2 separate regions of the Homo sapiens genome follow, and region 1 is linked to region 2. Evidence: read pairs that join two places in POLR2A ChIA-PET (ENCODE). Cell type or tissue: OCI-LY7. All regions are shown on one strand.

Region 1 (5,000 bases), 130 kb before region 2:
CTTAGATGAGTTATTCTGCACACTTGATTGTTTGAATCCTTCGCTTTATTTTATGCTCATCCCAAAGATGTATCTACAAGATTCTTCCCCAGTCTTTTTTGAAGCTGATCTTCCAATCTTATTCTGAGCTCCTGACCCACCAGACAACCTACATGGCACTTTCCAAAATATTATGTATAGTCTTCTTTCAGAACACTTTTCTATCCACAAAGGTGCCGACCTAGTGTGCTGCTTGAACCCCAGCCCTGGAGGATTTTCCTTCATCATTGTTTTTCAGGGCCACACCTGAGTAGGTCTATAGTAGAGCAGCAGTTCATTTTTAGCTCATTCCAACATATTAAGCCAGCTCATCTATAGAACTAAACATAAAAGAATGCCTTTAATAATCCCATATGTTTGGAGATTTTAAATAGCATACTACTAAGTGACCCTTTGGGTAACAAAAAAAAAAGTGGAGGGGAACTTATGGTATACTTGGTATTATACATCAAATCTATGGAACATTACTCAAGTAATGCTTAATGGAAACAGTATAGTTTTGAATACATCAGAGAACTGGAACAATTAAAAATAAATGAGCTAAGGGTTCAAGAAGCTAGAAAGGACAGAAATAAAAAAGATAGAGACATCACAAAATAGAGAACAGCAACAAAACAAAATAAAAAATTTTTGAAAATCAACAAAACAAAAGCTGGGTTCTTTGGGAAGACATATAAGATGGACATATAAATATTGATGACTTAGAACCTCTTCTAGGTAAAATGCCCAGAGACAATCTTATACAGGCCCATAAAGGAACAGATACAAGTTTCTCACATTATTACTTATGAAAGTGAGGACTTGAAGACATCTTAGTTGTTCATCACCTAGACAGTAGATAGGTTAAATGTGATGATGCATGTTGCAGAATGTTATGAAGTAGTCAAAAATAATGAATTAGACGTAATCAAAGCCAATGGGTAGATCTTGAAAACATGCTGTTAAGTAAAAACAAACAAACAAAACAAACAAGAAAACCCTAGTGGAATATCATTTGTGTAAATTAAAAACAAGTGAATACAAAAGAAATATTATGAGTTTTTTAAAGATACAAAAAATCTCCTAGAATATATCCTGGGGAGAAGGGACTAGATATGAAAGGGAATAGAATCTGAAGAGGAAATATAATAAAGTTAAATGAGACAAAAATCGAACGAGAGGGCTGTACAAATAATCACAGCACAACATGATCCAAAAGTGAAACTAAAAACTACTTTTGCCAGAGGTTAAAAAAATAGTGTTATGTTACTATTTACTATTAATCACGTGAAATGGAAATTGTATTTCACATAATAAAAAGATCACACTCTTTCATAGAGCCCAGTTAATGGACATCTCTCTTGGAAAGATTTTGGGATTTGCTTTCTGAATCAGGTTTCCCCTTGGGTTTCATTTTGCTTTATCTCTGAGCAAACTTTAGCCATAACATTCTGAATCTCCTATTTGATAATCCAATATTATCAATTTAAATTGAATAAATGTTAATCCAATTTAAACCTTTAGATTATTATCATTCCAAATGAGTCAATTAAAATAATAACATGCAATGAAAAAAGTCTCTAGTATAATTTGTAAATAGAAAATACAGAAAGCGTCTTGTACTTAAAGTTATCTAAACAAAATGTATTTATTCTTATGTGTCAAGTGTATTAGGCCAATAGTTCTAGATTTTGAAATTCTCATAATCCAATAAGAAATGTTTTTCTAGTAAACAGCAAAATAAAATTCTAAAAACAGGTATTCAGCAAAATAAAAAATTTTATTGCATCATAATCAATTTTATAATTATAAAAATTTTTTTTAATTTTATATTTAAATAGGAAAGCTAGGAATCATGGAAAAATGTAGTTAGCCAAACATTAAACTATTCTAAAAATAACTTATTATATTATCTAATCCTAAAGTCTTAGCTTTTATCACATTTTAATGTTTTAATTCTCTTTTTTACTTTAAAATATTTTAATGATCTTTAAAGTAGCTGTACCTTAAGGCATTTTTAGATTAGTATCTAAATGCTTATTTACTTATGCTCCAACAACTGACTATCCTTAATGGAGATATTGTTTATCTCTGTTTTAGATACTTACAGAACATAACAACCAAATTATCTATTCATGCATTTTCCATTGTATTGAAACTGGTGATAGCTTTGTCTTAAGCCAAACATAGTTTTGTACAGAAACAGACATACTTAAATTTGGTGATCAATTTTGGAATCCAGAGAGAATAGAACTCTCCTTTATGCAAAAATAATTGTCCCAAAGAAATCTTGGCTTCAGAACCTCAAGTTATCAAGGCTGTCAGAGGTCTTATGATAGTCCATAAAAACCATTTGCTAAATAAATCATTTGTGTTGAAACTATAATTTACATGATTTGGTATACTGGGAATATAGCTGGTACTCAAGTAATACTTTTGAAGGAATGAAGAGCCCACATATACAATTATAGCATACCATTTTTATTTAAATAGCCTTCATTGAACTCTTCTGTCTGGAATAGTAATGGGAAAGTTCAGGAGACAGGAGATAGGGCCTGGAAGGTAGTGCAGATGGGGCTGAGTGTGAGTTTTGTCTATAAAAGGCCTCTGGCTGAGTATGGGTGGGGAGGTTTTATATGTCCTTGAACATGAGACTAGGTGACTTTTAGAACAGTTGTAGATCAGATGTAAACATGCATATGCATGCATTCATGTTATTTCATAGGCTATTGAGATTTTATTGCAATTAGTTTCACTTTCAGTTTCTCAGAGTGAAAGGGTCTAGTTTGGCAGTGTTGCCTTAACGGGCACTGCAGCCTTACTGGCATCAGCTGTTCAATTTAGCTCCCTTTAAACCTATTTAACAAAGGACTAGCATCCTATACCAAACTTTTACAACCTTTTACCAAACCTTTTTCTGATCTGTGCCGATCAGAAGCTTTTGCTAATTCTGCATGTTTAATTCACCTGGGGTTTTTTTGCCCAGGGTTTATTTGACAATAATTTTCTTGTTCTCAGTATCTCCTCTCACTGTGATTTTCAGAACATGATTTGGCTCCTGTCACACTCGGTGCTTTTGGGGAATCTCTCCTGTTGAGTTCTACATCTTAATAACTTCCCTAGATTTTGTGTTTTGTTCTTAGGGCAGCCGTGATGTATAAATGAGCCCTTCCAATGCCTCAGTTGTTGAGCTATATGATTTTACATATATGATTCAATTTCCAAATCCCTCTTTGATCTGTGAGCTCCTCAAGGCCAGAGCTGTGACTTATCCATCTTTGTATGTCCAGTATCTAGATTACAGCCTGAAATGCTTCAGGCATTCAGTAATAGCTGAAATGAACAGAAAGAGAAGCAGAATGGGACTTGAACTTGGAAGAAGTTTATTCTAATGACCAAATTTTTTCATTCTATATGTCATATTTATTGCCAAGTTGTTTTATAGCACTTTCTTTTCATGTATACACTTGCTACCAACCGCACAACAAAGTAGAAATTACTATCCTCATTTTATTAAAAAAAATAAAATAGTAAAGCTAGTAGTTTGCCTGAGGCGAAACAGGATTAGTTTAAGTAGAAAAATTTAATTACATTTTAAAAGTCTTAGCTCTTCTATCCCAATTCAACTGATTAAAAAATAGATATAGAATTTCTCCCAATTCCAACATGTTATCAACCATGGAAGCAGAAATATATGGGGGGAAATGGCCTGTTTAGAATAGGAGTTTGGCTGGGCAAGATGGCTCACATTCCTAATATCAGCATTTTGGGAGACGGAGGCGGGAGGCTCACTCAAAGCCAGGAATTCAAGAGCAGCCTGGGCAACATAGTAAGACCTAGTATTAGTTCATTTTCACACTGCTAAAAAGAACTTCCCTGAGACTGGCTAATTTATAAAGGAAAGAGGTTTTATTGTCTCACAGTTCCACTTGGCTGGGAAGGCCTCAGGAAACTTACAATCATGCAGAAGGGGAAGCAGGCATCTTCTTCACAAGGCAGCAGGAGACAGAGAAGTGGAGGAAGAACTTCCAAACACTTATAAAACCAACAGATCTCGTAAGAACTCACTCACTGTCATGAGAACAGCATAAGGAAACCACCCCCGTGATCCAATCACCTTTTCCCTCCACACATGGGTATTACAGGTCCTTTCCTAGAGATGTGGGGATTACAATTAGAGATGAGATTGGGTGGGGACACAGAGCCAAACCATATCAGACCTCATCTCTACAAAAAAAAAAAAAAGAAAAGAAAAGAAAAATCAAATGAATAATAAATAAATAAGTTTTAAAAAATAAATAAGAGGCTGTTGGATCTTACCTAATAGGGCTTGGATTACCATTCAAACAGACCTAAAGGAATTCTATACCAACCCACCCACCCAGAAATAGAAAGGAGAAGGAGCAAAAAAGAGTATAGGCAATTCTGTCTATATTTAACATTCAAGAAGTCATCAAAAAAGACCCAAGATTAGAAGGTCTGATTTTACAAACTGTCTTTACAGTATACCACAAACCAAATAAAACTTCAGGGAAAAAAGGGTCTACTTTCTGGTTATCTATTGCATTTTATCATTTTATTCTAGTAATCTATTGCTACATAACAAATTACCCCAAGATTTAGCAGTGTCAAACAACAATTTTCATTACATTATATCTCACAATTTTGTGGGTAAAGAAGTTGAACAGATCTGAGCTGAGAGACTCTTCTGCTCCGTGTGGGATTGATTGAGATAATCACTGGCACCTTTGTTAAAAAGTCTAAAAGGCTGACTTCAGTTGAAACTACTAAACAGAGCACCAACATGTGACCTTACCATCACGGCAGTTGCAAGATAATATTTCTTATATGACAAGCTACAGCTCCCAGAAAGAGTTTTGTAAGTAACAGTTAGTAAAAGCTGTGAGTTTCTTAAACCCTGTTCCCAGACACTGGCATAGCATCATTTCTGCCATAATCTATTTGTCAAAGTAGTCATTGAG
Region 2 (5,000 bases):
TAGATAGGTAAACATGTGCCATGGTGGTTTGCTGCGCCTATCAACCTATCACCTAGGTATGAAGCCCAGCATGCGTTAGCTATTTTTCTTGATGCCCCCGCCCCCACATTGGAACCTAAATATTTTTTATACTTTTTTTTTTTTAACTAGAAAAAGTCCTATTGTAGAAATATTCTCCAGCGGACATTGGCTGTTTCTGTTCTTTATATTATCTCCACTGTACATTTTAGATACTGCACAAATATTTAAGTGTTGCTTGAATTAACCTCTATGTAATTTGCAGATTTTTAAACTACATACCACATTTTTTGAATTAATGAGGTTTCACAGTGAGAAAGCTTTGCCTTCACACTAGGAAAGAATCTTTAAGAGCTTTCTTACTTTATGTACTGATAAGAGCATTGACTTTGAAATCATACAAATACGACTTCAAATTAGGGTCTGCAATATACTAGGTGTGTTAAATTAGGCAAATAACCAGTGCCACGCACAGTGCCCAGTGTATTAAATAGCAGGTGCTCAGTAAACCTAAGATCTCATACATCTCAGTAAAGTACTGTGTTGTGGAACACATGGATGAATGAGATCTAGTGTATCAGGTAGATTTTTACAGTAACTTTTTTTTTTTTTTTTTGAGACAAAGTCTGCCCTGTCACCCAGGCTGGAGTACAGTTGGCATGATCTCAGCTCACTGCAGCCTCCACCCTCTGGGTTCAAGCACTTCTCCTGCCTCAGCCTCCCAAGTAGCTGGAATTACAGGCATGCGCCACTACACTCAGCTAATTTTTGTGTTTTTAGTAGAGACGGGGTTTCACCATGTTGTCAAGACTGGTCTTGAACTCCTAACCTCAAGTGATCTGCCTGCCTCAGCCTCCCAAAGTGCCGGGATTACAGGCATGAACCACCACGCCCAGCTTACAGTAACATTTTCTGTGAAAAAAGAGAAATAATAGAATAAAATTAATCCCAGTTATAGAAAATAACCTGTTTCAATCACCGTAAGAGTATCTATTTAAAGACAATGAAAATGCTTGCTTATATTAACTTTATGTCATTTATATGCAAAATGCATCCATTTAAAGTGAACGTTTTGAAGGTTTTCACATATATACCTGTGATATACATATATACCTGTGAAAACACTGCCACAATCTGAGGAAACACTTACATAAATCATCATATAATTTATATATTTTTATATATGACTGTTCATACTGATTTTTTTTTTTTTTTCACACGGAGTCTCGCTCTGTTGCGCGGGCTGGAGTGCAGTGATGCTATCTTGGCTCACTGCAACCTCCACCTCCCAAGTTCAAGTGATTCTCCTGCCTCAGCCTCCTGAGTAGCTGGGAATACAGGTACACGCCACCATGCCCGGCTAATTTTTGTATTTTTAGTAGAGACGGGGTTTCACTATATTGGCCAGGCTGGTCTCAAACTCCTGACCTCACCATCCGCCTGCCTCCTCCTCCCAAAGTGCTGGGATTACAGGCGTGAGCCACCACGCCCGCCAAGTTCATACTGATTTTTAAATTGGCCTTACTAAACCTTACTCTCTTAGCTGAATTTTCAGCAATTTAAGCTGGAAATTTCTAAAATGATTTTTCTCCTCTTGAAAAAAGATTTTTACTATGCATAATGGGTTCAGCAAGTTCACATATGGTTCATTTCTCTCTGGTGTAATGGGTTCATTCAAACTTAATAGGCTAGATAGAAAAATAGATATGAAAGTTAAACCTTAGTGTTATTTTGTATTTATTTTATTTGTTTCAATCAGCAGGTGAAAGAAGATAAAAAAGCTGAAAAAGTTGATTTTCGTCGCCTAGGAGAAGAATTCTGTCATTGGTTCTTTGGACTTCTTAATTCTCAGAATCCTTTTCTAGGACCACCTCAAGATGAATGGGGACCACAGCACTTCTGGCATGATGTGAAGCTTAGGTTTTATTACAACACATCAGAACAAAATGTTATGGACTACCATGGAGCAGAAATCGTGAGCCTTCGTTTGCTGTCACTAGTAAAAGAAGAATTTCTTTTTCTCAGCCCCAACCTAGATTCACATGGACTGAAATGTGCATCTTCTCCTCATGGGCTGGTTATGGTTGGAGTTGCTGGGACTGTCCATCGAGGAAACACTTGTTTGGGCATTTTTGAACAAATTTTTGGACTCATCCGCTGCCCTTTTGTGGAGAATACTTGGAAAATCAAATTTATCAACCTGAAAATTATGGGAGAGAGTTCCCTTGCTCCTGGAACATTACCGAAACCATCTGTTAAATTTGAACAAAGTGATCTAGAGGCCTTTTATAATGTAATCACTGTATGTGGTACCAATGAAGTACGACATAATGTAAAGCAGGCTTCGGATAGTGGAACTGGGGACCAAGTTTGAGGTAGTGGAAATGAGACATTGCTGAACAAAAGAGAACTGGGTTTACCTGACCCTCTAAAGCGCTAAGTACTGTCAGCCTGAAAAAAATCTTCTATACAGAAACTCTTCCAAATACTATATCAGTAATGTCTGAATGATTTCAGATGTGAAAATTGACATATTTTAGTTGAAATACCTTTCTGGACTACAGACTTACATATCATGTGAATACTTACCTATTTCTACCCGAGTTGCAGCAAGTATTCTGAAAGCTTAATGCAAATAAATCCCACTTTAGATCTTACAGCTAACTGTGTGCCTTAGAAACCAGGTAATATTTTCCTTTTACTTAGTGAATATTCTGCTAATATCTGCACTTTTCATGTGGGAAAGGATTAATAATGGTCCAGGCTTCCCCTCTTTAAGTTTCATGTTTACTTTTGTCTAACTCTGGATAATTGTATTTTACAAATGCATCTCACTGTAGTATATTTTTAAAACTATTAAATATTTTAGAGATGTTTAACGTAAACTCAAAGTTCTCATTTTAGAAAATTTAAATAACATTCTTTTTGCAAAAAAGTCCAATAATTTAACAGTTGAAGAAAAACTTACTACCTCTTTAAAGATTTGAGAAACATTTTTCAAAGTTATCAGCTGTAGTCCAAGCTAAATATCTTTTGTAATCTGCAACATTTTCCTTACTGTTTTTGGGCAGTGATAAATGCTGTTCTCGAAATAGACTTTATTCTTACCTAGGCTTCAGACAACAGTTTTATAGAGCAGTTACTGTAATACAATATAAAGGAAATATGCTGTTGAAATTTTAAAGGTATGCCCAGTTCCTAACTTTTAAACGAATTACCGTTCTTCCTCTTGGCTGATCTTGGCAGAGATGACAAAAAAAACCCCAAAACAACCCATGCATGTATAATGTGTGTATACACATATACATAAGTATACATATACTCCCACATTATAACTTAGAATATTTAGTTTTTTACCTGTTACTAGGTTTGAGTTACATGGTTGAGTTGCCAAATTATTTACATGCTTTGTTTAAATTCTTCATCACCTAGCAACTGTTTGCTGATCATGGATTTACTTAGTTACTTTAATTTATAAAATTACCATTTGGAAAAGAACTCAATTGGGAAATGTGATGACGTATTGTACATGTTACTTTTTCCTTTGCTATAATCATCTAGGGAGACTGATAAGAATTTTGGAAATGGGAGCCTGGAAACTCATCTTTGTTTTTTTAATGCTATGCCTCTTACGAGGAATACGAATTGGTATGTCCTAAAATAAGAACTTAATAAAGGAGGGAAATCCCTTTTGTCTGCTATAAGAATAGTGTATCGTTCAGATTTAATTTATAGTTGTGTTGCTCTTAGAGTTTTAGGCATTTAACGAGAACAAAGAAAATTTTATAACTGCTAGTTACACTGTTATTGTAATATAATTAAGTATAAAGAAAATAGTGTGCAAAATAATTTCCTCTCATATTTTTATAAAGGTACACAATCAGGTCACAAGTCCATCTTTATCCATCCTATACCTCTGCTTGAGTTTTGAAAACTGGGTTACCTTTTATTTCTTAGTTTGAAGTTTGAAATATCATTATAAAGTGTAATAGGTAAACATCCTAAGTAAAGGATAAAATTAAAAACCATTCTTGTTACTAGAGATACTCAAAAAGGGCAGGGATTTCCTCTAGGTACCTTTAGTATTAAACTTTTGAGTTCGTGTAAAGCACAAATAAGGCTGCAATTTCTGCACATAGTTTTGAATCAACCTTAAAAATGTAAAATCTTTTTGATAGTCTTGAGATTCTTGAGGATTAATGCTATTTTATTTCATGTTTATTTCATGAATCCCTAGATATGGGCACACTACAGCCTAATATTGGAGTGAATGCATTAACGAATGAGCAAAAACAACTTATATACTGTGTACAAAAGGCTTTTCCGCTTCTAGAGTTTATCTTTGGTTCTTCTCATCAGTGTTACTTTTTCAGTCACATAGTTTCTTTGAATTTCATACTTGAATACGCAGAAACTTTTAGGCCCCCAAAATAACTCAGATTTGTGAGGAGAAAGATACTGACTTTAAAAGCCCAGGATCAGTAAGAGACCCTGAGATTCCTGAGGCTACCTGGAAAACATTACAGGGGAAGTGTATGAAGAAACAGTATTTGGAGGAGAAAGACCTAGAGGAACTGAAGTCTGTTAGTGAAGCTTGAAGCTTGATCAGCCTTTTGTGAGAACAGCCAAAAAGCACAGTGCCAGGATTGAACTCTACTTGTGCAGGATTGAACCCCATTAGTCTTTTTATGCCAGGGAATGGTGGAGAAAGAAACCAGCTGTAGTTCTCTGTTTTGATATACCCAACCGGTATTTGGAAAGTCTGGAGTCAGTTGTAAAGAAGAATACATTACAGATAATTCATCATAATTGGGTGGTCAAACTGGGGAGACCATCTGGACCTTTACTTTCTGTAGGCTAATTTGCCATAGCCTAATAACAGGGCATACATAGTAAATATCCTTTTTTGTTAAAATTTTTTAAAAATTGTAATAGTTATGTTAGGATACTTTGTTAGAATCTAGAATGTGAAATAACGTACT

Evidence for each region. ChIA-PET counts read pairs that join two places held together with the same protein. Peaks named below come from ENCODE experiments on the same cell type or tissue, not always from the same donor. Only the 100,000 strongest peaks of a DNase experiment are listed, where the experiment ranks them.
Region 1: POLR2A ChIA-PET joins it to region 2 with 5 read pairs; 10 of 35 experiments call an interaction of 5 or more read pairs at or near these places.

What each region holds. Positions count from the first base shown.
Region 1 is chr3:88,029,185-88,034,184 of GRCh38, forward strand. No RefSeq gene overlaps it. Among named protein-coding and RNA genes, the nearest start is that of CGGBP1, 27 kb to the right of the region's middle. In OCI-LY7, no CTCF peak of the experiment used is centred here; a DNase peak (open chromatin) is centred at 2,797; H3K4me3 peaks cover 1,934 bases.
Region 2 is chr3:88,154,244-88,159,243 of GRCh38, forward strand. It overlaps C3orf38 (chromosome 3 open reading frame 38), which reads left to right. Exons shown (of 3, transcript NM_173824.4): 3 at 1,778-3,722. The coding sequence ends at 2,392. Among named protein-coding and RNA genes, the nearest start is that of C3orf38, 6.8 kb to the left of the region's middle. In OCI-LY7, no CTCF peak of the experiment used is centred here; no DNase peak of the experiment used is centred here.